Linked DNA regions of Homo sapiens: region 2 is linked to region 1. A link is an interaction called in ENCODE POLR2A ChIA-PET data of the cell type or tissue named here. Cell type or tissue: A673. All regions are shown on one strand. Links, peaks and the distances in the headings refer to the core of each region. The heading gives the core; the rest is flanking DNA.

The links. Peaks named below come from ENCODE experiments on the same cell type or tissue, not always from the same donor. Only the 100,000 strongest peaks of a DNase experiment are listed, where the experiment ranks them.
Region 2: POLR2A ChIA-PET joins it to region 1 with 5 read pairs; 12 of 35 experiments call an interaction of 5 or more read pairs at or near these places.

What each region holds. Positions count from the first base shown.
Region 1 is chr10:6,167,854-6,182,703 of GRCh38, forward strand. It overlaps a transcript of PFKFB3 not described here. Among named protein-coding and RNA genes, the nearest start is that of MIR3155B, 23 kb to the left of the region's middle. RefSeq lists enhancers at 5,557-5,606, 14,849-14,850. In A673, for the core only: a CTCF peak has its summit at 5,484 (motif pointing right); no DNase peak of the experiment used is centred there; H3K27ac peaks cover 672 bases.
Region 2 is chr10:6,117,991-6,132,840 of GRCh38, forward strand. LOC101928080 (a long non-coding RNA gene) reads right to left here. Exons shown (of 3, transcript XR_930619.3): 2 at 7,966-8,121; 3 at 3,594-4,022. Among named protein-coding and RNA genes, the nearest start is that of MIR3155A, 27 kb to the right of the region's middle. RefSeq lists enhancers at 8,532-8,651, 11,938-11,987, 12,038-12,117, 12,128-12,207. In A673, for the core only: no CTCF peak of the experiment used is centred there; DNase peaks (open chromatin) are centred at 6,871 and 10,961; H3K27ac peaks cover 529 bases.

The DNA of each region.
Region 1 (14,850 bases), core at 4,515-12,514:
GATAGCCAGCCCAGCCCTAAGCGACACTGTAGAGAAGGTTAAATTTTGTTTCTCTTTGCCTGTTTCTGGTCCTTTGTCCCTTGCTAAGTCCCTAGGTCGTTCCTGCTTTTTTCTAGGTCACATCCTCAGCTTCTTCATCTGCGTCATCTCTAAATGACAGATAGTAGCTCAGTTTGCATTTTAACTGATAGCTGAGATCTTTAACTCCAGAGATGCTATCTAACCATTTAGGGACAGGTTAAATCACATTGTCTTCTTTCCCTAGCCTGCCCCACTCTCCAACCCCAGCATTTTCATACAGAGGGGCAGCTTAGGTAGGGGTGACTAGAGGTAGTGGGAGGCTGGTGGAAGATCATGAGGTAGTGAGTCCTGGAATCCTCCACTTTGCTCCCACTTGCTGAGCGAGGGCCCTGGCCACCCACACTGACCATGCTTGTATTCATCAGCTGTCCTAGAATGTCCTGCCTCAGGCTGGAGGCTGAGGATGCCAGTGAGCGAGGCAGAACGGTGGCTTCAGTCAGCCTTCCTGGGTTCTGATGCCACCTCCACCACTGAGTAGCTGTGTGACCTTGGAGAATTTCCCAAACATCTCTGTGCTTCAGTTCCCTGATGTGTCAGCCTTATGCAGTTGTGAGGATTAACACGAGCAGCTAAGCACAAAAGGCTTCTACATGGCCTGGTAGAAAATCAGGATGCCACCCTGCTGGTGGCCACTGGAAACCCTATTACAATCCAGAGTGCTTCCTAAGTGGGCCTTATTATTCCTGTCTTAAAGGAACTTTCTGCCCAGCAATGACAACTTGGCCATTGCTACGACCATTATGCATGAGTTTAACGGACCAGAAAATGGGATGGGGTGGTCTGCACAGCAGCTGCCCACTCGCAGGTGCCGAGTGTATTTGCAGGTCTGTTTGAGCCCTTACATTCAGGCCTGGGGATGGATGTGGGTGAATGTGCGCGACAGGAGCGAGGCAGCCCCAGTGGTCTGACTTACATTCAAAGCACTTCACGGAATCCATCTGCCCAGACAACCTCCTAAAGTGGTCCTTCGTTGAATGCCTCTCCCGTCTGCCCCCCGAAAAGTTATCTAAAAGTCCCCACTCCTTATGCTTTCTCTTTTTGAGCCAGAGTCTCGCTCTGTCACCCAGGCTGGAGTGCACTGGTCACTGCAACCTCCCCCTGGTTCAAGCAATTATCTTGCCTCAGCCTCCCAAGTAGCTGGGGCTACAGGCATGTGCCACCACGCCCGGCAAATTTTTTGTATTTTTAGTAGAGACGGGGTCTTGCCATGTTGGCCAGGATGGTCTCGAACTCTTGACCTCAAGTGATCCCCCCGCCTCAGCCTCCCAAAGTGCTGGGATTACAGGCGTGAGCCACCGCGCCCAGTCTTCTTATATTTTCTTGTCACAGTGCATCTGCTTGGGTGGCAGGTGCACCTACCTGGGGGAGAGCACATTTTCTGTTCTTTTCTTAGTCTTACGCAGGGAGGATTGTGATTGGGACTCTGGCGGCTGTGAGCAGGGTAGGGGGTCTTAATTTTAGTGAGCAAGGGGCACGAATGCTCAGACCTGGGCCACCATGGAGTTGTCGGGGTGTGGGTAGGAGACTGGCGTCACCCATAAATGCAGAGTAGACCCACTTCCTCCAGGATATTTGACTGTGATCTTGGGCCATTGTGTCTGTTCCCCAGGCCCTGAGGGTTCTCCTGGGATAAGATGGGTATGAACTTGCTGCGCTGATGGTGAAGGCGGGTGGCTGAGGAACAGGAAGAGTGCGTCCAGTACTGCTTAAGAATTCGGTGATGTATCCTGGGCTCTCTAGAGGCTTACAAACATGTGGAATCTAAAAGTCACTCAGAATTTGGAACTCTCTAAATGTTTATGTCCCAGGGTGAAATCCCAGCCCTGAGCTCTATATATGGGAGTGGCCAGGAGGGTCTGAGCACCGAGGAAGGACTGGCTTCTGCCTGGCTCCCGGTTTTATGTTTCCCTAACATTGTTATGTCTTGGATGTGTATTTCCTTAAACCTTTCCCAGGTTCCTTTTGGTTCTGGGTCTAGGACACTGAGAAGATTGAAACATTGGGAGTGCACTGGCCTTGCTCTCTGGAAAGGCTTTACTTTTCCTCTTGCCTATTTGCAGTTCCCTTAAATTAGTCACATTTTGGGACCCTCTTTTGCATTGAATTTCTGGGACTTCTGTTTGTGGTTATTTTGAAGTGGGGGTGGGAGGACATGCCTGGGCCCACCCCGTGGTTCTTTAATGAAGACGATGGTTTTCCTTTTAAGCAAAAGAACCTTGTTTACCATTAACCAGAACTCTGGAAATAGATATTTAATCCCCAAACAGAGGTGATGGTGTGTCTAGAAGCAATTTAAAGCCTCCATAGCTTGACTAGTCACTTTATCCTGGGCAACTTTTTGGATTGTTTGGTAATCTAGAAACGAGAGAGAACGCTAATTGCTTCAACATTAAAGAAACCCACCTTCTAGACTCACTCGTTCCCCCACCCCTCCTTTATGTTTTCTTTCTTGTTCCTCTAAGAAATGAAATATAGAAGACGAAAATATAAACTGGACTACAGCAGGGTGCAGTGGTGCATGCCTGTAATCCCAGCACTTTGGGAAGGAGGATTGCCTGAGGCCAGGAGTTTGAGACTGGCCTGGGCCACATAGACCTCCTTCCTACAAAAAATTTAAAAAGTATATTTAAACCAGACTAGAAACTTTCAACCACAAAAATCCATGGGGTCATTGAGGTGCAAATGGAAAGACCAGGAGCAAAAGTAGAGGGAGCAAAAGTAGAGGGTGGGGACAGTGTGGAGGTGAGGACAGTATGGAGGTGGGGACAGGGTATGGAGGTGGAGACAATGTATGGAGGTGGAGGCGGTGGCTGAGCAGAGCAGGAAAGCTGCTGGGGGCTGTGAGGAGCTAGGTTTGGCTGGGTGACAGCAAGGGCTGGACAGAAAGTGCTTTCAGAAAAGCCCAAGGATAAAGTCCAAAGAGATTAAAGGTTAAAAAAAAAAGAAAAGCTCAGGAAGAGGAAGATGACAGGTCCCCAGGGGAAATCTGCCTAATCCAGCAGCTGGGAAGACAGGATACCCTCAGGCCCTTCCTTAGGGCAAAAGGATTACTCCGTGCAGGAAGGAAATATTACAAAGTCTTTCTTCTCTATTTTATTATTATTATTTTTTTATGAGACGGAGTTTCGCTCTTGTTGCCCAGGCTGGAGTGCAGTGGTGCAATGGTGCAATGGCGTGTTCTTGGCTCACCGCAACCTCCGTCTCCCGGGTGCAAGTGATTCTCCTGCCCCAGCCTCCCGAGTAGCTGGGATTACAGGCATGCACCACCATGCCACCACGCCTGGCTAATTTTGTATTTTTAGTAGAGACGGGATTTCTCCATGTTGGTCAGGCTAGTCTTGAACTCCCGACCTCAGGTGATCCACCCGCCTCAGCCTCCCAAAGTGCTGGGATTACAGACGTAAGCCACCGGGCCCGGCCCTTCTTCTCTATTTTTAACTCATCTTTTAAAATTGTTCTTTCTTTCTTTTTTTTTTTTTTGGAGACTGTCTCGTTCTGTTGCTCGGGTTGAAGTGCAGTGGCGCGATCTTGGCTCACTGCAGTCTCAACCTCCTGGGCTCAAGGAATCCTCCCGGCTCAGCCTCCCAAGAAGCTGGGACTATAGGCGTGTGCTGCCACACTCGGCTAATTTTATTTTTTGTAGAGATGAGGTCCCTCTGTGTTGCTCGGGCTGGTCTCAAACTCCTGGACTCAAAAGATTCTCCTGCCTTGGCCTCCCAAAGTGCCAAGATGACAGGTGTGAGCCACCACTGCTGGCCTAGATATCTATTTTTTATATGAAATTTCTATCATGTACATAATGTGTTCGTGCAATAGCACATGTATATTAGATATAGATAAACAGGTTGTTGGGGGTAGAAAAGTTTGGATATCAGATCAGAAAAGTTTGGATATCTCAGCTCAGAGCCACGATGAGAGTGGGGAGGGAGCCCGCGCTTCTCAAGCTCAAATGCCTAGGAGTCCTTTGGAGATGGCGTTCAGATGCAGATTCTTGTTCCATAGATCTGGCTGGAGCCCAAAGTTCTGCAGCTGGCGGGCTGATTCAGAAAACATGAGTTGGTGCTTTTCCTCTTTTTGCCGCCGTACTCCATTGAGAGTCTTAGTCATGGAGGGAAACCCGAAAACCACCGGTGTCCGGGACAGATACTCTGACGCATTCTCCCGGAACACCCTGGGGACTGCGAGAAAGCCCCTGCTGGCTCACTCGTTTGCTGGGATCAGTTCCCATCAGGCATGCGGCTGTGCTTCTTGGTATCGATTTGCTTCTTGGTCCCATGGCTTCTGCAGCCCACGTCGGGAGGGCAAGGTGTGGTGCAGCCTGAGAGAAGCATGCTCCTTTGCAGGAAGGAGAGGGAGGCGCACAGGCGGGCCTTTTGGAGCAGAGGAGGCAGAGGAGTCCAAGCTGGGTGCAGTTCCTCTGCTGCAGCCCTGAGCTGGGCAGACAGGACACTTCGCTGGCCTTTCCTGGCCTCATACTTGTCACTCGGTGACACTGCGACCAGTGTGAGCAAACGTTCAGAAAGCACATTTAAACACTGTTACTTAAAATTGCAACTTCACAGGGCCAGTATTCTTTTTACCATGTTCCAAATGAGGAAACCGGGGTGCTGAATGATTAAGTGACTTATCCAAGACCACAGGGCTTGCAAATGGCAAGTGGGAGGATTGTTTGAGCCCAGGAATCTGAGACCAGCCTGAGCAACATGATGAGACCCCATCTCTACAAAAAATTAAAACATTAGCTGGGTGTGGTGGCGCATACCTGTGGTTCCAGCTACTTGGGAGGCTCAGGCAGGAGGATTGCTTGAGCCCAGTAGGTCGAGGCTGCAGTGAGCTGTGATTGTGCCACTGCACTCCAGCCTGGGCCACAGAACAAGACTTCATCTCAGAAAAAAAAAAAAAAGTTCACCCAAGGCAGACAACTTGTCCAGGGAGGGCAGAGCTAGATGTTCCTGTGACTGCAGTGCTGGGGCGCATCTGTCCTCTGTCCTGAAAGCAGGCCGCTCCATGCTCATCTCCCACACCTTCACCTCCTGTTAGGCCAGCGTCCACTGCAGTGGCCCAGCTCTTCCCAGCATCCCCTTACACAGGATCTGTGTTCCCTTCATGGTTTGGCCTGCATGTCCTTCAACCTGGGACGTCCACTCTCTCTCAGTTCTGTCCTCATTGTGCCCTACTTGTCTACTTCGGGAACTCTCCTTCACCACTCACCTCACACCCTTCCTCCAGGAAGCCCTCCCTGACTTTCTAGGCAGAGTTGGAGCCCTCACCCTGGGCATTTCCACAGCAGAAACTGTCCCACCACAGCCGTTGCTGGTGGTCATGTTTGTGTTTGCCAGCAGCCCACAAGAGGTCGAGGCGCAACCTGTAGTCCTCAGCTGCTGGGGCCGGGCAGTGGTGTGCTTTCAGCCTGGAGGGGGCGCTCAGGAAGAGGTTGTCCACTTGTGTGCAGCTTTTATGTGTCCTGTGCATATGGTTACAGCACCGCTTCCTGTGAAGGAGTTGAGCTAGGGGTTGTGCTGAATGCAGAGAACAAGATACAAACTTAAAGAGGCCTAGGGTGTGGCGGGAAACACACACCCCTTCCCCCACCTATATATGCTCACGTGAAAAGGTGCAGACAAGTATTTGAGGTAGTGCAGAAAATAAATGCTTGGAGAACAGCAAGGGAGGGATGTTAGTAGACACAGAGGGAATAGACAGAGGCAAAGGGGGTTTCTGGGTCTCCAGAGATCTGGGGGGCTAGGTGCAGGAAGGCTTTTTTTGGGAGAGAAGCAGATCAGCTGCGGGGGTGCAGAGAGAGGGAGGGGAAAGGTTGCTTGAGGCCTCATTGTAGAGGACCTTCCGTGAAGCCTAAGGAGGTTGAACTTGGTCTTAGTGGCAGTCGGGAGCCAGTGATTGTTTCTGAGCAGGGGAAGAAAACCAAAGTACTGTCTTAGGAAGATGAGTCCCTGTCAGCGGAATGCGCAGTGGACGCAAACGGGAGGCGGGGAGGAAGAGATGGGGAGTGAGGGCCTGTGGTCCAGGTGCGGCATTTAGAATTTAATCCGCACAGATAGTAGGCACGGAAAGAACATAGATGATGTGTGCGGGAGTTGAGATTTGGGGATTGACCAGGTGTGGGGATTGGAGCGGCTTGAAGAGGCAAGTTCCAGTAGAAGGAGTCATTAGTCCTTACACGGTGCTCCTTACTCCAAAGCCTGTATTTTTTCTGCTGACTTCTCTGAGCCTTAGTCTCCTCTTCTGTAAAGTAACGGGCTTGGATCTCTTGTTATTTGTTCTGGACTCCTGGCACAGATCTGCTGGTTCCTTCATGCCAATGACCCAGGCCTGTTTACCAGGAGAAGCAGACATCGTGACCTTTCCCGTCCAGCCTTACAGCCTAGTTTATCAATCCAGGACAGGGGTTCTTAGAAGAGTCCTCTCTGGTAAACAATAAACAAGTGCTGTTCCGTCTGCCTCGCGGTGCCCCCACACCTGCCTGGCCACGTCACACTGGCAGATGGGACGCGGGCATCAGCTCAAGTTCTGTGGAGCGAGAGATTCCGTGGCCCGGGCTGACCTGGGCTTGGAGGCCTGGAGCTGCCTGCGGCCCCCGCCGAGAAAGCCAGGAGCTGGGGCTCGCTTGTCAGGCGTGTTTCTGTTTCTGTGGCACTGGGCCTGCTGCCCCTGGACTGTGGAGACCCAGTGACTGGCGCAGGGTGAGAGCCAGGGTTGGGACCAGTGTGCGGGCACAAAGCCCCAGAGGAAGGTGCGCTCTGGTGGCTCTGGCCCTGTGATCTCCGTGCAGCCCTCCCACGGCTCTGCTGGGGGAAGCTCTGGGGTCCCTGTGTGTGTAAAAACTCTGGGCCTGAGGAATAGCTTCTACTTTGTTTCTTTCTTTAATTTTTTTTTTTTTTTTAATACGGAGTCTCACTCTCATGTAGGCTGGAGTACAGTGGCACGATCTCGGCTCACTGCAACCTCCACCTCCCAGGTTCAAGGGGTTCTCCTGCCTTAGCCTCCCAAGTAGCTGAGATTACACCTGCCTGCCACCAGGCCTGGCTAATTTTTGTATTTTTATTAGAGATGGGGTTTCACCATGTTGGCCAGGCTGGTCTTGAATTCCTGACCCCAAGTGTTCCGTGCGTCTGCCTCCCACAGTGCTGGGGTTACAGGCGTGAGCCAGTGCCCCCAGACTGTTTTGTTTCTTTTCTTTCAAAATTAAATTGTCCCCAGCTTCTCTCCTCAAACCTCAGTTTTACCCCCTCTTTGGTTCCCATGCACAAGTAGAGAGAATATGAGGTTGTCATTTCAATGGCCATTATGACCAGAAAATTGTGAGATTGCATCTCTCAGTCTTGCTCCGTCCCCTCTCTTCTTTCCCTCCTTTCCATCATGGCACTTTGGGGCACTTTCAGGTACACAGAGTGTTGGCAATAACAGTAAATATCCTGAGGTGGGGAGCACTTGGATTTGCCTGGCATGGATTGCGTGTTTGTAGGTGGGAACTCATCCGAGTGTGGGGACCACAGTGCTGTTGTCATCCCCGTATGACAGATGGCACAGCTGGGGCACCGCAGGCGCCAACTAGCCCGGATCTCTCACTGACCAGCGCTAGGGCTGCAATAGGAACCTGGCTGGCTGGCTCCAGGGCCCGGGCTCTTATCCGGGAACAGTGTTGTTCTTATTTGCCTAGATCAACAAAGTCACTGTAGAGAAAGACAAAAACAAAACAAAATCCAAACCAAGTAAGCCAAAAAAAGCTTAGCCTGGGGACCCAGTTCTACATTTGGTGGTGGTCATAAAAGAGGCTACCCAAATGGCCCGTAAGCATAGAAAGCACTTCAACCTCCCTAATTATTCAAGAGATGCAAATTAAAGCCACGGTGAGATACTACTCCACACCTGTTTTAGTTAGAGTGGCTAACAAGAAAAAGACCACATGTTGGGGAGACTGTGACTCACACCAACTCTCATATCAGAGTAGAAATCCATACAATCATCTTGGCAGCATTTACCAGAGCCAAGCATCTGCACACAGAAGGATCCAGGAAGCCCCCGCCTTGGCGTAGACGCATGCACTCAAGGTGCACAGAAGAATGTTCACTGCGGCACCCCAACGGGTGAGAGCCCCCAAACGGAAAGAATGCAACGTTCCATCAGTGTGGAGAAGTCAAGTGTGGTGTTCGTGCAGTGGAATACTACAGAAGGATGAAGAAGAACCAGCTATTGCAGGAAGGGACACGGTGGAAGAATCTTATGGGGAAAATGCTGAGGGAAGGAAACCAGGCCAAGTAAAACAGATAGAAAGTTCAAGACCCTGCAGATCGTCTGTATCCGATGTCAAGACATGGGTTCCCTTGAGGTGGTGATGGGAGGGGGCACGGGGGTTTCTGTAGCGACCTGGTTGATGGGTGGGGGTTGCATAGGCATGCTTTCCTGTGAGGATCGTCGAGCTGTGCATTCTGAATGTATTCTATACTTCTCATTTACCTGTTTAATTGTGCAAGAGATGGGGTCTCCCTCTGTTGCCCAGGCTGGAGTACAGTGGGCCCATCATCGCTCACTGCAACCTCGAATCCTGGGCTCAAGTGATCCACCCACCTCAGCCTCCTAGGTAGCTGGGACCATAGGTGTGCGCCATCATGCCTGGCTAATTTTTAAGTTCTTTGTTGTCCAGGCTGTTCTTGAACTCCTGGGCTCAAGCAATCCTCCTGCCTTGGCCACCCAAAGCACTGGGATTACAGACTTGCACCACCACACCCGGCCTCCATGTTATATTTCCATAATATGTTTATTTGAAAAGTGACTTGGGTGCCAGGAGACATGGGCCCTCCCTAGTCCTGGCTGTCTCTAACTTGTGAGTGACTCAAGCTGTCTCCGGTTCCACTTTCTGGAAGACTAATGGCTTGGATGAGATCGTGGTTTTCAGATCTGTCCTAGCCACAGAACCCTCTCTTCAAACAAGCCCTTACCTGCAATCTGAACATAAAATGCTACCTGGTGGGACTCACGAGTGAGTTCCGGACAGGACAGGAGACGGCTGTCACTGGGCTCCAGGATGTGGGTGGCAGTGCCTGACTTCCCGCTCCTGCCTGCTGTGGGAGACGAGCTTCTTGCACTGGGGCCTGATTTCCCAGGCTGGCCTCTCAGATCCTGTGGCTTCAAGTTCTCCTGGTCATGCAGTGTCCTGGTTCAGCACTGAATTGTTCCCTAATGGTTTCCTGTGTGGCAGATTCCTTAGCTCTACAGTGAACTCTAACAGGGTAGGCTTGACCGGCTTCTGTGGTTTGCTTGGAGTAGTTAGGATGAAAATTCAGAACCTGCCTGCTGACTGAAATGGGCGTTCATGTCTTAGAATGCTCACCAGATTGCTTTTTCTCTTACACATAGTAGAGGTCAATAAAACGGAGTTTGTGGGATGTTTCTTTTCTTTTCTCTTTCTTTCTTTCTTTCTTTCTTTCTTTCTTTCTTTCTTTCTTTCTTTCTTTCTTCTTTCTCTTTCTTCCTTTCTTTTCTTTCTCTTTCTTTCTTTCTTTCTTTCTTTCTTTCTTTCTTTCTTTCTTTCTTTTTCTTTTCTTTCTCTCTCTCGCTCTCTCTTTCCTTTCTTTTTCTTTTTTTTTTTTGAGACGGAGTTTCACTCTTGTTGCCCAGGCTGGAGTGCAATGGTGCGATCTCGGCTCACTACAACCTCTGCCTCCCGGGTTCAAGCAATTCTCCTGCCTCAGCCTAACAAGTAGCTGGGATTACAGGTGCCCGCCACCATGCTGAGCTAATTTTGTTTTGTATTTAGTAGAGACGGGGTTTCACCATGTTAGGCTGGTCTCGAACTCCCGACCTCAGGTGATCTATCCGCCTTGGCCTCCCAAAGTTTGGGATTACAGGTGTGTGCCACCGTGCCTGGCCAGGATGTTTCTGATGCAGGGATAAGGTGGGGAACTTGGGAAATGGTGTACACCACTGACGGCCTGGGGCACATGGGGTGGACACACTGGGAGTGGATACCTGAGGTGGGCACGTGGGGTGGACACGTGGGTGTGAGTGGTCACCTGAGGTGCACACGTGAGGGTGGATATCATGAGGGTGGCTGTCAAGAGGGTGGATGCTGGTTCAGGGCTGGCATGAAGACCCTAGTCAGGAGGGAGCCAAGGCGTCCAAGGAGGCCCTCAGGCTGCAAGTGTTGGTTTGGCCCCAGTCTTGGTGATGACAGGACCTTTGGGAATCTGAAGCCCGGTGACCTTGGGCTGTGGGGAGCTGGCGGGCTTTATCTGCCCAGCGTCTCTGCCCCAGTTTTGGGCCTGTCTGTGATGCTGGGCACCTGCTGATGTGCGCAGCTTCATTCATTCCTCCTCCACTCACCCACCTGACCACTGTGTGGGGCGCCCCTGCTGTGGGCCAGGCTGGTTCCAGGGTCCATCAGCAACAGAAACAAAAATGCCCTGTCCTCTTGGGGAGACACAACCAGCAACAAGAGAACAGCGAAGGAGGCGTAGGACATGCGGCTGATATGGGCTTAGGGGAAACGCAGGCAGGAGAGGGGGCTGCAAGCTCAGGCGGGAGCTTTGGGGCCAGGAAGGCCTGGCTCAGAGGGGACTTGGGTCAGGGTCACAACAGGGAGGTGAAGCCACTGACCCGGAGCTGCTGGAGAGCTTCCGGGATGGACAGAGTCCGCCCCACGGGTCCCTCCTGCCCTCCCTCGGTGCCTGCCCTGGGCCGTGGAGATGACTGGGGAGCAGCTGGGCGTTATTTTCCCCGGGGCCAGGGTGGGCATCTCGGCCTCGAGTTGATCTGAAAGGATTTACTGCTGTCAGAGCCACCCCATCGTGTGCAGCACGGACTGGGGGGGATTTGAAGGCAGAGGGCCTGGGGTGTGTCCAGCCCCACCTGCCCCTCGGCCCCAATCTGCTTCTGGAGAGTGGCCTGGCTGAGCCGGGACGCAGCGCACTGGTCCCTACCTTGGAGGCCTGACTCCCTTGAGAAGTGTCCCCAACCCAGTTCCCGTCTCACTACCAGCCACCACCTCCCCAGCACGGGGTCCTCCGCAGGTGATTTCATCTCTGAGGCGGCTTTCTTATCTCTGGAAGAGCAGTACTATCTCCCTGGTGGAGTCGTTCTAAAAATGAAAGGCAATGTGTTCAAAGTGCCCAACACGTGCCTGCCGTATTCAATAAAAGGGAGCTAGTATTCATTTAACAGCTGAGAAGAAAAACAGTGAACACTTCTTGAGCTCTGTTTATCTGCCTTGTTTTACTGGAGGAGAAAGTGGGGCACAGAGAAATTCAGTTATTGGTCCGAGGTCACACAGCGTGTGAGTCGGGAAGGAAGGGGCAGCTGGAATTTGAACCTGGCAGTCTGGCTTCCCTCTGGGGAAGAGCAGTGGATGAGGGCGAAGCCGACAAGAGCCCAAACTCATCTGCGCTGCGCTGCTTTTGAGCCACACAAATCCAAATAAGGGATCATCCAAATCCTTTATTTTCTCTCGAAGTTTTGTGATCATTAATCAGTTAACAGCTTGTTCCCTTCTGTGCTGGACAACCCCCAGCTGCAAGGGGCAGGAATGGAGCATGGGGGAGGCTGTAAAATAGATCACTCAGGCGTTTCCCTAGCGAGCCCCCCGGGAATGAACAGAAGGGTTTCTCTCCTATGGTGGGATGTTGCTGTCCATGGGGGTCGTCGAAGGACGGGTGTGGAGGCCCAGGAGGACTGCAGGCAAGAGGGGAGAAAAGGAAGAACCCGTCTCCCCTCAACTGGATCATCATGGGCTGTGTTGCACTGGTAAACCAAGGTGCCAAGGCTGCGGCAGCTCAGATGGGAAGGGGACCCTGTTTTCTGAGCATGCAGACGCCAGGATTATAGGACATTCTGCCAGGCACAGAAACCACGAGAGCCCACCTTCCCCAAAGGCTGCTGGCTCCAAAGTGGGGAGGGAGTGGTTGTTCCCAGGTGATAAGTGATGAGAAGACCGTTGAGCCCCCAGAGTGACACCCAAGCATGTAACTAACTCGAGACCAGGAGCATCCACTGACAAACGCCCGGTGAGGTCGATCCTGGTGACAGGATCCAGGTGCTAGTCGGGTCCTGAGTCGAGTTGCTGGACTCGCAGCATTTAACCATTCAAAATAACCAGCTTTAAAAATGTGTGTGGGCCAGGCTCGGTGGCGCTCGCGTGTAATCCCAGCACTTTGGGAGGCCAAGGCAAGAGGATTGCTTGAGCCCAGGAGTTTGTGAGCAGCTGGGCAACATAGTGAGACCCTGTCTCTAAAAGAAAAAAAAAATGCTGTAATTGACATTCTTTTTAATGGATGGATGGAGGAATGAATGAATGATTGCTTTGCAAGACAGCATGAACCTCAGGTTCCAGAGTCAGGCTTAAAGCAATCAGATTGAGGGGGACCATGTAATATTTTTTCCTAACATTAACAACAGGCTTATTGTACAAAGGACAGGAAAATATGAAGAAAGAAATCATTCATAATTACATAGCAGAATAGCCATTGTTAACATTTCAATTTTCTTCAAGTTTTTTCTTTTCTTTCCTTTGGTTTTGTTGCTGTTTTGTTTTGTTTTTTGACAGAGTCTCCCACTTTGCCCAAGCTGGAGTACAGTGGCTCAGCCGTGGCTCACTGCAGCCTCAAACTCCTGGGCTCAAACAATCCTCTTGTGTCAGCCTCCTGAGTAGCTGAAACTACAGGTGTGCTTCACCACACCTGGCTAATCTTTAAATTTTTTGTAGAGATGGGGTCTTGCTATGTTGTCCAGGCTGGTCTCAAACCCCTGGCCTCAAGCAGTCCTCTCACCTCACCTTCCAAAGTGCTGAGATTACAGGTGCAAGCCACCGTGCCCTAGGTTATTTTAATATAGTTTATCACCAATGTATGCAATTCTGTGTTCTGAGTGCTTTACTTTTAATGACCCAAACTAAGATGTTCTACTCTGTGTGTTAGTTCTCTGGCAAGTAGCAGAATTGTGGTATGTGTTCCTAAAACTAAGATGTATCCTGATCACGTGACAGAGGCTGATACCTCTTTAAAAGATAAAGTTTGGAAGTGAAACAGAGACTAGAACAGATATTTGTCACACCCATGTTCTATTTTATTTTCATTTGTAATTATTTTAGAGACAGAGTCTGGCTCTGTCGCTCAGGCTGGAGTGCAGTGGTGCAGTCATAGTACACTGTAACCTCAAACTCCTGGGCTCAAGCTATCGCCCCACCTCAGCCTCCCAAGCAGCCAGTACTGTAGGTGTGTGCCATCACACCTGACTAGTATTTCCAAAAAAATGTTTTGTAGAGATAAAGTCTTGCTGTGTTGGCTCTGCTGGTCTCAAACTCCTGGCCTGGAGTGATCCTCTAGTCTCAGCCTCAGTAGCTGGGATTATAGTCATGAGCCTCTGCACGCAGCCCACGCCCATGTTTATATCAGCATTATTCACAGTAACAAAGAGGTGGGAGCAACCCAAGTTCCATGGAGGGATGAACAGATAAGCAAAATATGGCCCATCCACACAGTGGAATATTATGCAGCCTTAAACAAGAAGGAAATGCTGACATATGCTACAACATACATCAGCCCTGAAGACAATGTTCTGAGTGAAATAAGCGAGACATAAAAAGACAAATACTGGCTGGGTGCAGTGGCTCACGCCTGTAATCCCAACACTTTGGGAGGCTGAGGCGGGAGGATTGGTTCAGTCCAGGAGTTCAAGACCAGCCTGGGAAACATAGCGAGGCCTCACTGCAGGGTGTGGTGGGACACATCTGTGGGCCTAGTTACTCAGGAGGCTAGGGTGGGAGGATCACTTGAGCCCAGGTGCTCAAGGCTGCAGTGAGCCAAGATTGTGCCACTGCACTCCAGCCTGGGCGATAGAGTAAGACTCCGTTTAAAAAAAAAAAAAAAAAAAAAAAGACAAATACTGCATGATTCCACTCATATGCGATCTCTAGAAGAATCACACTCACAGAGACAAAGTAGAATGGAGGTGGCCAGGGGCTGGGGAGGGAGAATGGGGAGCTGGTGTTTAAATGGGGACACAGTTTCCATTGGAGAAGATGGAAAAATTCTGGAGCTGGATGGTAGCGATGGCTGCATAACACTGTGATTGTGCTTACTGCCCTGAACTGTGTGCCTAAAGATGGGGAAAATGGACAATTTTATGTATGTTTTGCTACAATAAAACAAAAAGCAAAAGATAAGAGTTGGAGCTGAGGTCCCTGGCTTCTGGCCTCCTCAGTCTTGGCGGATTCTTCCTCCCTGTCTCCCCAAGTTTTCTCTCTAATCCCTCACCTGGCTTTTCTGGGCAAAGGCCAGCCCGCTTCTCACCACCCCCTTCTCTCTTGCATATGCATCCCCCCAACATTCACACAGAAGCACGCACACACACACCCCTTGAGGTCTAGACTGGGGGTCTGGGTGCAGGAGGGTCTGAGCTGGGAGACCTCCCCACTGCAGCAGCAGTGTCACAAACAAGTTGTCCTGCACCTAAGACTAATCTGGAGTGGAGGCTGGGAAGGAAGCGGTCCTGGTGCTGCCGGCAGCCTTTCCATCCTAGGGCCGAGCTGGCTGGGGAGAATGAGGGGCCTTTGAAGTCCCAGGCCGATCCCTTCGCCAGACCTCCCAGGCCAGGTCTCCACGCCAGCACTGTGTTTCATCACAAGTGCAAAGCTTCCAGCAGAGCAGTAGGTCCCGAGCGGGAGTGCCGGGATGTGGCCTCGAGGCCCCCGCCTGTCATTGTCTCCCAGCCTCAGGCCCTGTTCCCCTTCTAGGCTTGTGCCACACCAGGCTAAGAATC
Region 2 (14,850 bases), core at 3,518-11,517, 51 kb before region 1:
TCTGACTTTGGCAAGGGTTCCTCTGCACAGTGTTGTGTGGCACTGGGGGCAGCAGTGGCAGAGACCTTGTCACCTCTGCTGGTGTGTGGTATCTGGCAGAGCAGTCTATGGAGGGGTTTGGGATTTTTGCTTTACATAAAACCTGCGGCTTGTCCCTGGCCTTTTCCTTTTTTTTTTTTTTTTTTTTTTTTTTTCTGAGACGGAGTCTCACTCTGTTGCCGAGGCTGGAGTGCAGTGGCGCGATCTCGGCTCACTGCAAGCTCTGCCTCCCGGGTTCATGCCATTCTCCTGCCTCAGCCTCCCAAGTAGCTGGGACTACAGGCGCCCACCGCCACACCCGGCTAATTTTTTGTATTTTTAGTAGAGACGGGGTTTCATGGTGTTAGCCAGGATGGTCTCGATCTCCTGACCTCGTGATCCACCCGCCTTGGCCTCCCAAAGTGCTGGGATTACAGGCGTGAGCCACCGCGCCCGGCCTCCTTTTTTTTTTTCTTCTTGAGACAAGAGTCTCACTCTTGCCTAGGCTGAAGTGCAGTGGTACAATCTCAGTTCACTGCAACCTCCACCTCCCAGGTTCAAACAATTCTTGTGCCTCAGCCTCCCAAGAAGCTTGGATTACAGGCATGTGCCACTATGCCTGGCTAATTTTTTTATTTTTAGTGGAAAAAGCGTTGCGCCATGGTGGCCAGGCTGGTCTTGAACTCCTGGGCTCAAATTATCTTTTTGCCAAAGTGCTGGGATTATAGGCATGAGCCACCGCACCCAATCCTTTTTTTTTTTTTTTTTTGGTAGATTTCTTTCTGCTTAAACAAGCTAGAGTGAATTTTTAAATCTGCACCTAAGACCCCTGACTGATAACAGATTGATAGCTGGGATTGCACATGACAAATCCTGAAAGATGAAAGATGGAGGAGGTAGGATGGGACTGGTAAGGACCCGGTTTCCCTGGGCTGAAGAACTGGTGAACCTCGTTACTTGGTGGTGAGGCATTTAGCCAAGCTGCTGCTGTTCCTTGGACTATAGGCTGGTGTTATGGCTTGCCTCGGCCTCCCAATATGCTGGGATTATAGATGTGAGCCACTGGCCTGGTTTTTTTTTTTTTAATGTACATAAATTAAGATTTAGTCGTGGCCGGGCGCGGTGGCTCACGCCTGTAATCCCGGCACTTTGGGAAGCCGAGGCAGGCAGATCACCTGAGGTCAGGAGTTTGAGACCAGCCTGGCAAACATGGCAAAACTCTGTCTCTACTAAAAAAAAATTAGCCAGGTGCGGTGGCGCATGCATGCCTGTAATCCCAGCTACTCAGGAGGCTGAGGCAGAGAATTGCTTGAACCCAGGAGGCGGAGGTTGTAGTGAGCCAAGATTGTGCCGCTGCACTCCAGCCTGGGTGACAGAGAGGGACTCTGTCGCAAAAAAATAAAAAAATAAAATGTATTCATCTTTACAGTATCACACAGAATGGCTTTAAAGCCCTAAGAAATCCCCTGTGCTTCATCTATGTAGTGAAATTTCCACCCTACTCCACACCTGCATTCCTGGCAACTACTGATGTGTTGACTGTCTATAGTTTTGCCTTTGCCAGAATGTCATGTAACTGGAAAGCACATACCATGCAGCTTTTTTCAGACTGGCTGCTTTTGCTTGGCAACGTGCCTGTCAGATTCATGCATCTCTTGTTGTGGCTTGATAGCTCGTTCTTTATTCCACTGTGCGGATGTACCACCATATGTTTATCCATTCACCTACTGACGGCCATATTGATTACTTCTAGTTCTTGGCAGCTATGAGTAAAGCTATAAGCATCCATGTGCAGGTGTTTCATGGACACGTTTTCACATTAGCGGGGTACATATTTAGGAGTGAGACTGCTGGATTACATGGTAAGACTTTCCTTTTGTCTCTCCCGTTTTCAAACTCTGTACTGGCATATAAATTTCCTCAAATCTCTCCCATCTTTAATGGAAATAGGTCAAACCTTGAATTTTTAGCCACTCCCCAACTCCCTGGTGTCCCCATTCTTCTCAGAGAATCCCAACATCCCGCCTCCACCTCCTTGCTTCTTACTGCCTCTTCCACTCAGCCCACACTTGCAGAATGAGGACTGCGTCGACTACAAATTAGACCTCTGCTTCCACCAGGCCTCCTTGATAGTTCAGCTAAGAGCCGTGCGGTGAGTCTCCTGACGTTTTATGGCACTTGACGCTGGTAACCACTCCCTTCCCGAGGACGGAGACCGCGGCCCTGCCAGTATCGCTCACGCTTTACCTCTTCCCAAGTGTTTTTATCTCCTTACCTTGGCCTTGGGCTGCTTCTGTGACTCACCTGTATTTGAATCTCAGCCAGTCTTCCTTACCAAACTTCAGATCTGTATCCAAGTGCCTATTAGACATCATCCCCTGGCTGTCCCCTTTGCACCTCAAACACATGTCCCGAACTTTAACTCACTTCTTCCCTTTCAAGCTCTCCTGCTAAACTCTCTGATTTGGGGGAAAGCATCATCTATTCAGTCATCTAACTCAGAAACCCAAGAATCACCCTCGATTCCTCACTTTCCCTTCTATCTAGATCCAGTCTGTAGTTGAGGACCGCCGGTTCTGTTTCTTTTCCATCTTTCATGGTAATACAGTGGAGCTCCTTCATTTCTGACCCCTTATCTCCTGGGAGTAGGCCCATGGGCTCCCGCTGGTCTCCCTGCTTTAACCGTGCACCCCTCTCATCTTCCAAGGCAATGCCTCAGCTGTTCAAGCCACTCCCGTATACACAATCCTTACCGCGTCTAGACTCCTGCTTGGAAGCCGGGGCGTTCTCACTGCCCTCGCTGCGCCGCGCCTTCCCTTAGGTTCCTGTGGTGGGAGTGTTGGCAGTGACTTCTGCTCACGCTCTCCCTGCTGCCTGGAGAATTGCCCCTTCCCTCATTCCCCTTCCAACACGTATCCTGGGCCTGCTGAGTTGCTACTCATGCGAGGTTTATTGGCACCACAGCCCCATAATTGAGAAACAACAGTCCCCAGCTGCACACCTCCCCCGCGGGAACTACTTTTAACTTTTTAGCTGGCCTGCTGCTGGTCTCTGCCTCCATACTTCTAAATACATCCTCATGAGGCTCCTTCCCTCTCTTCCTAAGCAGATGTCTCGGAAGAAGAGGCTGTACTTACTTTCCACCTCCCTCATCTCCATTCAGTCTTTAACTCGCTACAACTGAAGGAGTAAACCCAGAAAAAGATGGCATTGACTCGGGGAAATAGGGAACCCAAAGTAGGAGAGACGAAAGCAGTTCCCAAGGTCATCATGAAAGAAGTCTTGGTCCATAGCCATACAGGGGCCTGGAGAACTCGTGGTCCATCCGGGAGCGGGAAGATGAGGGGCTTTCCAAAGTTGTAAAATAATGGTAATTAACCATGATATACAACTGACTCAGCTGAGATGAATACACAAAATGCCATATCATATAAATACTGATTACAGGTTTGTTTTTTAATGTTGCCCTGGGCCCAGCTTGAAAGAATGAATGGGGCGGGGGGGGGGGGGGGGGGCGGCGGGCAACGGTGCGGGGGGTGGGGGCATGGGAAAGCTAAACTTTGTTTCTTTTTTTTTTTTTTTCTTTTTTTTGAGACGGACTCTCGCTCTGTCTCCCACGCTGGAGTGCAGTGGCGCGATCTTGGCTGACTACAACCTCTGCTTCCCGGGTTCACGCCATTCTCCTGCCTCAGTCTCTTGAGTAGCTGGGACTACAAGGCGTGCGCCATCACGTTCGGCTAATTTTTGTATTTTTAGAGACGGGGTTTCTCCAGGCTGGTCCCGAATTCCTGATCTCAGGTAATCCACCCACCTCAGCCTCCCAGAGTGCTGGGATTACAGGCGTGAGCCACCATGCCCAGCCCACTCTTCTGTTTTCTAGGAAGTCAGTGGATTGTCAAACGTTCTTTTGGTCTCTCCTGTGCTGGAGCGTTGCGCTGGATCCTGCGTCTTAATCTTCTTGATTTCCTCTCTATTTTTGGTGGAGCTTATCTTGAAGTAGTTTCCTAAGAAAAGATACAGGAGAGATACAGTTTGTTAGGCCATGCATGTCTGAAAAATCTTAATTCTGCATTTTTCTTTTTCTATTTTTCTTTTGAGACAGGGTCTCCGTTGCCCAGGCTGGAGTGCAGTGGCGCGGTCATAGTTCACTGCAACCTTGAACTCAGGAGCTGAAGCGATCCTCCCACCTCAGCCTCTAGAGTAGCTGGGACCACAGGCACTCACCACCACCCACAAAAATCATAATTCTGTCATGCTGAATTGCTAGTTTGACTAAACGTGGACTTCTTGATTAAAACCCATTTTCCCTCAGAATTTTGAGGGCATTGCTACATTCTCATTTTCTTGTTTTGCGGTTGGTAAAGTCAGTGTCCTCCTTGCTGACCTGTTTTTCTTCTCTCTGGAAGGTTCTGGAACCACTGTCTGGAAGTTTCACGACTATGCCGTGGACCTCTTCTCGTTCAGCATGGTGGGCATTGGGGATGAACCCTCTTTTTTTTTTTTGGAGACAGAACCTCGCTCTGTTGCTCAGGCTGGAGTGCAGTGGTGTGATCTCGGCTCACTGCAACCTCCACCTCCCAGGTTCAAGCGATTCTCCTGCCTCGGCCTCCCGAGTAGCTGGGATTACTGGCATGCACATCATGCCTGGCAAATTTTTGTATTTTTAGTAAAGACAGGGTTTCACTATGTTAGCTAGGCTGGTCTTGAACTTCTGACCTCAAGTGAACCGCCCACCTCGGCCTCCCAAAGTGCTGGGATTACAGGCATGAGCCACCGTGCCTGGCCAGGGGATGATCTCTTTCTAGAAATTCATATCCTTCAATTCTGGAAATGTTTCTCATGATAGTTCTTTGATAACTGACCCTCCTTCCTTCACTGTATTTCTCTTTCTGGGACTTTTACTAGTCAGTGTATTTCTGGGTTGGTCTCTCTCTTTTCTCTTTTATTGGCAACCCTGATCTAAGGAACTAAGGTATAGAGGTGGTTGAGTCCTGACCAGAGCCGTGAGGGTCTAGATTTATGTAAATGATGGAGCCATACACGTTACTTTATTTATAGCAAGATATTGTAAAGATTTTGAAATGTCATTTATATGAAATGTCAAGATTATTAAATTCGTAGTTCACTGTAACCTCAAACTCCTGGGCTCAAGCAATCCTCCCACCTCAGCCTCCAAAGTAGCTGGGACTACAGGCACATCCCACCATGCCCAGCTAATTTTTGTATTTTTTGTAGAGACGGGGTTTCACCATGTTGCCTAGCCTTGTCTCGAACTCCTGGACTCAAGCAATCCTCCTGCCTTGACCTCCCAAAGTGTGGGGATTACAGGCACTGAGCCACTGCACCTGGTCAATGCATTTTTAAATATGGTCTAAGGGTATCAGCAAGTTGCAGATTTGATAACAGCTGGGTCTTTTCATTTAGTAACCACCCTTTTTTCCTCCTCTGTACTCTCACACAATATTAAAATACCTCCTATTAAATCTCTATTATCCTCTTCTCTTCCTGTTGCATTTTTCTCCCACAACTTAAGGCTCAAGTCTAAGCAGTGAAAACATAAGGTTTCCGATAAGCTAAGACAGTGTCTATCCATGGACGGGTTCGTGACAAACCCCTGTGGGTCCCTGGCTTGCTGAAACCAGGTTTCACATGAGGGGAGGAAGTGGCTTGACAAGAAGGGGGTTGCTAAGGGAACTTTATTACTCATTTCTCTTGGAAAAAAGCAGAAGGAATAAATGGAATAAAAGTCTGATAATTTGGCAGACATGCTTTGCAGTTACTTGCAGTACTGTGCTTAGGTTCAGAATAAGGAACTAAGTAACAATAATTGACGCTGAATCTCTTCAGAAGTAAGCTGATGGTGACTCAATAAACTCTCCCAGATGACCGCTGTATACACAGGTATTTTATGAGGGTGCAACTGGATTAAGTCATTCTGAACTGAATTTTGCATAATTATTACCAAAATTTGGATTGAAAAGTAAGTTTACAGTTGGCATTCCTATTTAATTTTAGTTTTTGTCAAAATAATATCTGTACATAATTATAAAATCAACTAAGTCTTCAAATACTCATAAATCAGAACAGCACTCTGCCTCCACCAGTCCCATTCTCCAAAGGAAAACACATTCAGTTCTTGTTTTTTTTTCTTGTTGTTGTTTTGGTTTTTGCATTTTTCTTTTTTCTTTTTTTTTTTTGAGACAGAGTTTTGCTCTTGTCGCGCAGGCTTGAATTCCTGGGCTCAAGCGACCCTCCACCCTTGGCCTCCCAAAGTGCAAGGGATTACAGGTGTGAGCCACCATACCAGCCTTCAAGGGCAGTTCTGATGCCTAACACCTGCTGATCCAGCTCAACAATATTGGATCACTTGAGGTCAGGAGTTCGAGACCAGCCTGGCCAACAGGGTGAAACACTCTCTCTACTAAAAACACAAAAATTATCCTGGCATGGTGGCGTGTGCCTGTAAGCCCAGCTATTTGGGAGGCTGAGACAGGAGAATCACTTGAACCCAGGAGGCAGAGGCTGCAGTGAGCCGAGATTGTGCCGCTGCACTCTAGCCTGGGTGACAGAGTCAAACTCTGTCTCAAAAAAAAAAAAAAAAGTCTCCGATGCCCTCTGGCCTTCATGGTGGACATTGGCATGTAAAGCTCACAAACACCTTCTCCCTTGCAAGGAGGATGATACAGAATCTTCACATTCTTCTGCATGGCACCAATTGTGCTATTTTAACAACAATGACTGTGCAGAAATGAAGCCAGTGCTTTTTTCCTCCAAGCCTTTGGACAAAGCATGTTTTATGACAAAAATAATCCCTCCGGCTCACATGTCCTCTCAGGCTTCCCACTGCTCTCCCACACAGCCTCTCGCTCCGAGAAGTGAGTCCCCTCCCGCTAATGCCAATCCTTCGGGCACACCCAGAACTTGTTTCCAGAGACTGAAATAACATTTCCAACGGGGTGGTGCCACCGGATTTGCTGAGCTGTTTAGTGGCCCATAGTGAGCTGATTTGTGTTGGGTAGATTATCTTCCCTGGGCGTGACGGGAAGGAGAGACTCAAGGCAGAACTTCTTTTTGAAACAAATGAATTTGGAAATATTAGGCAAGGAGGAAATAGTGATATAACTTGTTTTTTCCAGTATTGAAAGATGCCACCTCTGTACTTAACCACAGAGTAAGAAATATTCAGGAAAGTATATATTTTTATAGCATTGAAGTTAACCATTGAAGAGGGATTTATTAAGAGCTTACTATTAGGCAGTATGAGAATTTGTTTAAAGTATTAGATACCCCAAAATCCTATTCAAAAAGACACAAATATGATTCTAAAATATGTAAACAACAATGCTAGTAAACAAATGAAGGTATAATATAATTTGGCCCAAGAAACCCCCACGTTCAGAGCTTAGAGAAAATATATTACTTTTTTCCCCCTTTCTGGCTTTTACAGCCTTACTAAAACAAAAACAATTCTGGTGACTGAAGATTCAAAAAACAAAACAAAACAAAACAAAAAACCAGCCGGGTGCGGTGGCTCACGCCTGTAATCCCAGCACTTTGGGAGGCCGAGGCGGGCAGATCACAAGGTCAGGAGATCGAGACCATCCTGGCTAACATGGTGAAACCCTGTCTCTACTAAAAATTAAAAAAAATCAGCTGGGTGTGGCGGCACGCGCCTGTAGTCCCAGCTACTCGGGAGGGCGAGACAGGAGAATCGCTTGAACCCAGGAGGCGGAGGTTGCAGTGAGCCAAGATCGCGCGGCTGCACTCCAGCTTGGGCGACAGAGCGAGACTCGGTCTCAAAAAAAAAAGAAAAAAAAGAAAAAAATTGTAATTCCAAAGCGTGAACCCTTCACTGAAGCCACTGAACACTCTCATCCACGCCAAAACTTCAAAAGTTAACACTGGCTTGCACAGTTTGACTGATCCTGGAGCGGCAGAGTGACTCACCGTCTGCAGCCAGGCCTGGACGGCACTGCTGGTCCTAAGTCCCTCAGCGTTCAGGTCTCAGTCTACCCAGCCAGAGACGACCGCTGCGCGTCCTCCGTCAGATGGCAAAGCCACGACTTTGTGCCGACCTACAGAACGCCAGTTAATCTTGGGAATCTGAAATGATTCATTTTATTTAGCAAAGTGTTTTCAATTCCTTCAAGATTGGTGCTTGTCTAAACCATTTGCTCTGAGTGAGTTGTAAGGAATCAGGCACGAAGCACCTTAAATACCCCAGGCTCAGGGTGTTTTGAACAGGCCTTGCAGGCCGGCAGAGGCCGTCTCCTCCTACCCAGAGAGCAGCGCTGTGGACCTTGCTGAGCTGGTGACCTGTCATCTCCAGCCCTTCTCCGGGAAACCCCTTCTATAGGAAACAAATTTCTCACTTCCCCAGCACCTAAGTGCCATCATTCTGTCCGGTGAGATGAAAGTGGAAATATCTCCATCTTCTGGGGAAAGCTTTCATTTTCTTGGTGAAAGGAAAAACACAGCTGCTGCGACTCCTGTGTCCCTGGTTTCAACCTTGAACTGGGGCCCGGTGCCTGGAGATGCAGGGGAGGGCTCAGACCGTGAGCAACTCCAGCCCACTGCAGTGGGTGGACTAGAACATTATCCAGCCTCTGCACCAGTCCTGGACTGCTCACCCTGACTTCTACAAGAAAAAGAAATCCCTTTTTGTTAAGTCACAGTAAGTTGGGGTTTCTGTTACTTAACAGATGTACACTTGCAGGGTACAGTGGCTCACGCCTGTAATCCCAGCACTTTGGAAGGCCGAGGCAGGCAAATCACTTGAGGTCAGGAGTTCGAGACCAGCCTGGCCAATACGGAGAAACCCCGTCTCTACTAAAAATATAAAATTAGCCAGGTATGGTGGTGCATGCCTGTAATCCCAGCTACTCGGGAGGCTGAGGCAGGAGAATCGCTTGAACCCAGGAGGCAGAGGTTGCGGTGATCCAAGATCGCACCATTGCACTCTAGCCTGGGCAATAGGAGCGAAACTCCATCTCAAAAACAAACAAAAAACAGACCTATACCTAACGGATAGGGAATTTGGTATCTGAGAGCCAGTGGCTCCAGGGGACAGACACTAATGTACGGCGTTGGCTAAGAGGAGGTCCAGTGGTGGGGCGGGGACCCAACTCCTTCAGCCTGGAAAATCAGGGTCCTGCTTGATGGTGAATGATCAGTTGCATGCTCACCTGTTGTGAGACCTAGAGACTAAAGCTGTAGCGTAAAACAGTGGTTCCCAAACCTTTCTGGCACCAGGGACCAATTTTGTAGAAGACAGTTTTCCACGTACCAGGGTTGAGGGACGGTCTGGGGATGATTCAGGAGCATTACATTTATTGTGCACTTTATTTCTATTATTGATACATTGTAATATGCAATGACATAATTAAACAACTCACCATAATGTAGAATCAGTGGCAGCCCTAAGCCTGTTTTCCTGCAACTAGGGCCAGCCTCCAGGAGACAGAAGAGGAGGTGGGCAGGTCACCAGGGCCAGCCTCCAGGAGACAGAAGAGGAGGTGGGCAGGTCACAAGGGCCAGCCTCCAGGAGACAGAAGAGGAGGTGGGCAGGTCACCAGGGCCAGCCTCCAGGAGACAGAAGAGGAGGTGGGCAGGTCACAAGGGCCAGCCTCTGGGAAACAGAAGAGGAGGTGGGCAGGTCACCAGGGCCAGCCTCCAGGAGACAGAAGAGGAGGTGGGCAGGTCACCAGGGCCAGTCTCTGGGAGAGGGAAGGTGTTAGGTTGGATGATGTGTGGAGAGAAGGCCTTTGCTATGGCTGCTTGAGCATGGGACCAAACAGAATAGACCAGGAATTTACAGCTAGATGTGTAAGGTAATTACATTGTCCAAGAAACCAAAGGGTGCAGTGGTTCACTCCTGTAATCCCAGCACCTTGGGAGACCAAGGTGGGAGAATCACTTGAGCCCAGGAGTTTGAAACCAGCCTGGGCAACACGGTGAGAGCCCATCTCTAAAAAAAATAAAATTAACTGGGTGCAGTGGCACATGCCTGCTGTGGTCCCGGCTATGCAGGAGGCTGAGGTGGGAGGATCACCTGAGCCCCAGAGGTCGAGGCTGTAGTGAGCTATGATTGCACTGCTGCACGCCAGCCTGGCCAACAGAGTGAAACCCTATCTCAAAAACAGCAACAAAGAACAAAGCAGCCCTCAGGCTGGCTAGCAGTAGCCCCTGTCTGTTCAGGCCGTGAAGCCATCTGCAGCCCCTGAACCCATACTCAAGAACTGAACTGCAAAACCCTATGTTCTCCATCAGGGGTGTCCCGCCCAGGGCCCTGCTTGGATGAGGTCTTGGAGGACCCTCCCAGAGACCAGAGAAGTCAGTGGGAAGGTCTGATACGAGGTGCCAGGCTGGCTCACTGGGGAGCTTGCTGTATCGCCAGGGCAGGGAGACCTCACTGCTCCTTCCAGCGGGATCTTGCGTGTGACTCGTTTTGTCTTCCCATCCTCTGAGTTTCTGAAGGGGGATTGTATTGCAATGGTCTGTTTCCTCTTCCACCATTCCTTACTGCATGTGTTGATGATGGACTACAAGTCTTTGGGCTATAGCTGGTGGGATCATGAGGAGCTCCCTCTGGACCCCAGGCGGACGCCTGCACCTCATCTGGATATGCAGGACTCGGGAAGGTGGATGCCATGGCTCAGGTGGTCTTGAGGGTGGCCCTCCAAGCCTTTGGCGGGGGCAGTGTGTTCTCTAGAAAGAGGTGCACTGGGGCTGACCTGGGAAAAGACCAACCCGATTCACATTCCCAAACCCTTTCTTGTATTTAACTTTTCAGAAACGTTCCATCTGCTCTCTCTCAGCACCACTTTGCAGCTAATCAAGAAGACGCAAGCAGACATCCACTGGGGGTGGGGAGGAGTTCCGAGAGTGCTGAGCCTTCCGGATTAAAGGGACATACGCTGCTGCCCGAATCCCAAATGCAGCGTGATGCCACTACCGCAGCCCAGCTGCAGCCTTGAGGAAGAGGGTGCAGGAGCTACAGAGGCTGTCCTTGACATGATTCAGCCTTCAAAGCAGGATTAACTGCTGCTGCCTCCAGACCTTCCTGTTTTGTGAGAAAAACAAATCCCAATGTGTTTAAGCCTCCATGAGTCAGGTTCTCATTTACATGTAGCCGAAAGCATTTCTGAAGGGTGCAAACACACTCGAAAGATAAGATTCTACCCCATCAGCAAAAACCATTAGGTGAAGTTGATGAACATTTTTCAGTCAACACTGGTTTCATGTTAACAGCTTAGTGATCTTCCCAGGGGGTGAGATTTGGGGTGCACTGAGGAGGCCTCCCTACCTAAAATAATTCCAGCAGTCCTGTTATTGATGCCTGAACTTCTACATGCAGAGCCACACGCAATCTGCGTGGTATGCACACACATGCACACACAGCTGTTAGGAGGGGCCTGAACAACCAGGAGTGTAGACGGCAGCGCAGGAGCTTGGGACAGAAAGCCAGGCTGTGGTTTCATGCATTGCAGATCCTATATCCCAGAAGCCATTTCTTTTTCTTTTTCTTTTTCTCTTTCTTGTTTTGTTTTGTTTTTTGAGACAGAGTCTTGTTCTGTCACCCAGGCTGGAGTGTAATGGCGCGATCTCGGCTCACTGCAACCTTCACCTCCCTGGTTCAAGTGACTCTCCAGCCTCAGCCTCCCGAGTAGCTGGGATTACAGGTGTGTGCCACCATACCTGGCTAATTTTTGTATTTTTAGGAGAGACAGTATTTCGCCATGTTGGCCAGGCTGGTCTCGAACTCCTGACCTCAGACGATCTGCCCGCCTCGGCCCCCCAAAGTGCTGGAACTATAGGCGTGCGCCACCACGCCTGGCCAGCCAAATCTATTTGTAACAGATTTCACTTTCAGAAAATTTCTCCATGTAATCCAAATCTTTCATTTTCTAGTACAGACCTCTTTCCCCTTAGCACTCTGTTCTTGATGACTTAGAAGTGTCGTTTCTCTTCACATCATTTGCACGTCATTCCTTCCTGTCTCCAGCTTCTTCTTCCCAGCCCTCCTCCTCCTCTGCACACAGGAAACCTCATTCTGTGGTGTGAACAGGGGGATTCCCGTCTTCCTGAAGCGACTTAGTCTTGAGCTGCCTGTGCCCTTCCCATCACAGTGAATGTTGCCAGTTGGGGATGACTGGGCAGCCATGGGGAAGGTGAGCAGAGGGCAGAGGAGTCCAAGCCCCTGAGGTGGAGGTGGGAGCAGGGAGAGCTGCAGGCTCAGCTGCTGGGGCAGTAGGAGGAGAGCCAGGACCTGGAGGAGTGTGTGTGTGTGTGTGTGTGTGTGTGTGTGTGTGTGTCTGTGTGATTGTGAGTGTGTGTGTGTGGTGCGGTCAGTGGGGAGCGGGGGAGTCTTTTATCTTTACCACTTGTTTGTCTGATTAACCTACTTTTCTTGGTTTCTAGGGAAAGAGCAAAAAAATTTTTTCTTTCTCTGAGACAGGGAGTAAAGCACGTGGCATCAAGACTGCAGCAGAAGGCCAGGCGCAGTGGCTCACACCTGTAAACCCAGCACTTTGGGAGGCTGAGGGTGGGGGTGGATCACCTGAGGTCAGGAGTTCGAGACCAGCCTGGCCAACATGGGGAAACCTCATCTCTACTAAAAATACCAAATTAGCCAGGTGTGGTGGCACGTGCCTGTAATCCCAGCTACTCGGGAGGCTGAGGCAGAAGAATCACTTGAACCTGGGAGGCGGAGGTTGCAGTGAGCCGAGATCATGCCACTGCACTCCGGCCTGAGCAACGAGTGAAACTCCATCTCAAAAAAAAAAAAAAAAAGAAAGAAAGAAAGAAAAAGAAAAAAAAAAAGACTGCAACAGAAGCGCAGGGCACCCTGGGATGCCTGCAGCCTCTCACCTTCAACCTCTGTGCTGGGATCCATCAATTCCCTTCCCATTTGACTGTCAAATCAGAAGGGTCTTTGCTAATTTCAGCATAAATTGGGAGAAAGCTGACCTCGATTTAGCTGGAATGACAGCAATGACTAATTTGTACACCAGAATTAATAAAGCTAGCTCTTGCCCCACAGGGAGAGAAAGATGATGTGGTTTTCTTGCATCTGCCCTAACTGAGATTGCTTTTTGGCAAGGATAGAGAAATGCTCATTCTCCACACTCCCAGGAGGGGGTCTGCTGACAGCTCCTGGACTGTCACCTGAATTGAGGTGTGACTGGGCCAGGGGTGTCCCAAGCCAACCAGCCAGGCACCTGGACGGGTGGGCTCTTGACCCCCTGAGACCACCATGGTCTTCGAAGGAGAGTCAGCAGGTCTGGAAGCAAGCGTGCTGGGGACCCCTTCCCCGTGGGGGGCCAGGAGCTCCTGTTATAAGAGCTCCAACAGGCCTCCGTATTTTCTGTCCCTTTTACAGGCAAGAATTCAATTCTGGGTCCTGAGCAGGGGTTGTCCCGGTCAATAAGCAACTTCAGTTCCTTGGGACAGGACCCCAGACTTGCTGGTAATGACATCGTTGTTTCTTTACCGGATAAGTCTCTCTTAACCCTGGAAAAGTCTGTTTACACAGAGGAGTGTGAAACCAACTCATACTTTTGATATTTTGGGGTTACGTTTAGGCAATCTTTACATATTTGATATTTTAAGAAGTTGCTGTTTTAAGAGGATGTGGCATATTTTAACTTGTAATTTTAAATGCAATGAATGGACTGGCCTCTTGATTCCAATTCAAAATATGTGATTGGGTAATTGATATAGATTTGTGATTTAAACTCAGATATTCAACGCCAATTTATTAAGATTGTAGGCAGTATGGGAACATTTAAAAAAACCAGAGATTCGCCAGAGTTAGTTGTTAAGCACTTGAGAATGCTTGTGAATAAATTAAAGTATTTAAAAGTATAAAGTATTAATATTATAAATGCAGTTTAAAAATTTTAAGGCAGCAAGTGCGTTGGCTCATGCCTCTAATCCTAGCACTTTGGGAGGCTGAGGCGGGCGGATTGCCTGAGCTCAGGAGTTTGAGACCAGCCCGGGCAACCTGGTGAACCCCTGTCTTCACTAAAATAAAAAAATTAGCCAGGCATGGCGGTGTGCGCCTGCCCATAGTCTCAGCTACTCAGAAGGCTGAGACAGGAAAATCGCTTGGACCCAGGAGTGGAGGTTGCAGTGAGCAGAGATCACGCCACTGCATTCCAGCCTGGGTGACAGAGCAAGACTCTGTCTCCAAAAGAAAAAATTTCAAGGACATTTAAATAAATAAATTTCTGAATGGGAACAGTCATCAAAGTTTTCCTTAACAATGACTGTTCGATGTTTTCTGTATTATAAAATAAAGTTATACATGGATGGAGCTGGAGGCCATTATCCTAAGCGAACCAACACAGGAACAGAAAACCAGATACCGCATGTTCTTGCTTATCAGTGGGAGCTAAACACTGAGGACACAAGGACACAAAGGAGGGAACAACAGATACCGGGGCCTCCTTGAGGGTGGAGGGTGGGAGGAGGGTGAGGACCAAAAAGCTATCTGTCAGCCGGGCGCGGCGGCTCACACCTGCAATCCCAGCACTTTGGGAGGCTAAGGAGGGCAGACCGCTTGAGTTCAGGAGTTTGAGACCAGCCTGGGCAACATGGCGAAACCCCATCTCTACAAAAACTTAACATTAGCCAGATGTGATGCTGCATGCCCTTGGTCCCAGCTATTAGGGAGGCTGAGGTGGGAGGATTGCCTGAGGTAGAGGCTGCAGTGAGCCATGATCATGCCACTGCACTCCAGCCTGGGTGACCGAGCAAGACCCTGCCTCAAATTTAAAAAAAATAATAAAAAAGAAGGCTACCTGTTGGGTACTATGCTTATAATTTAGG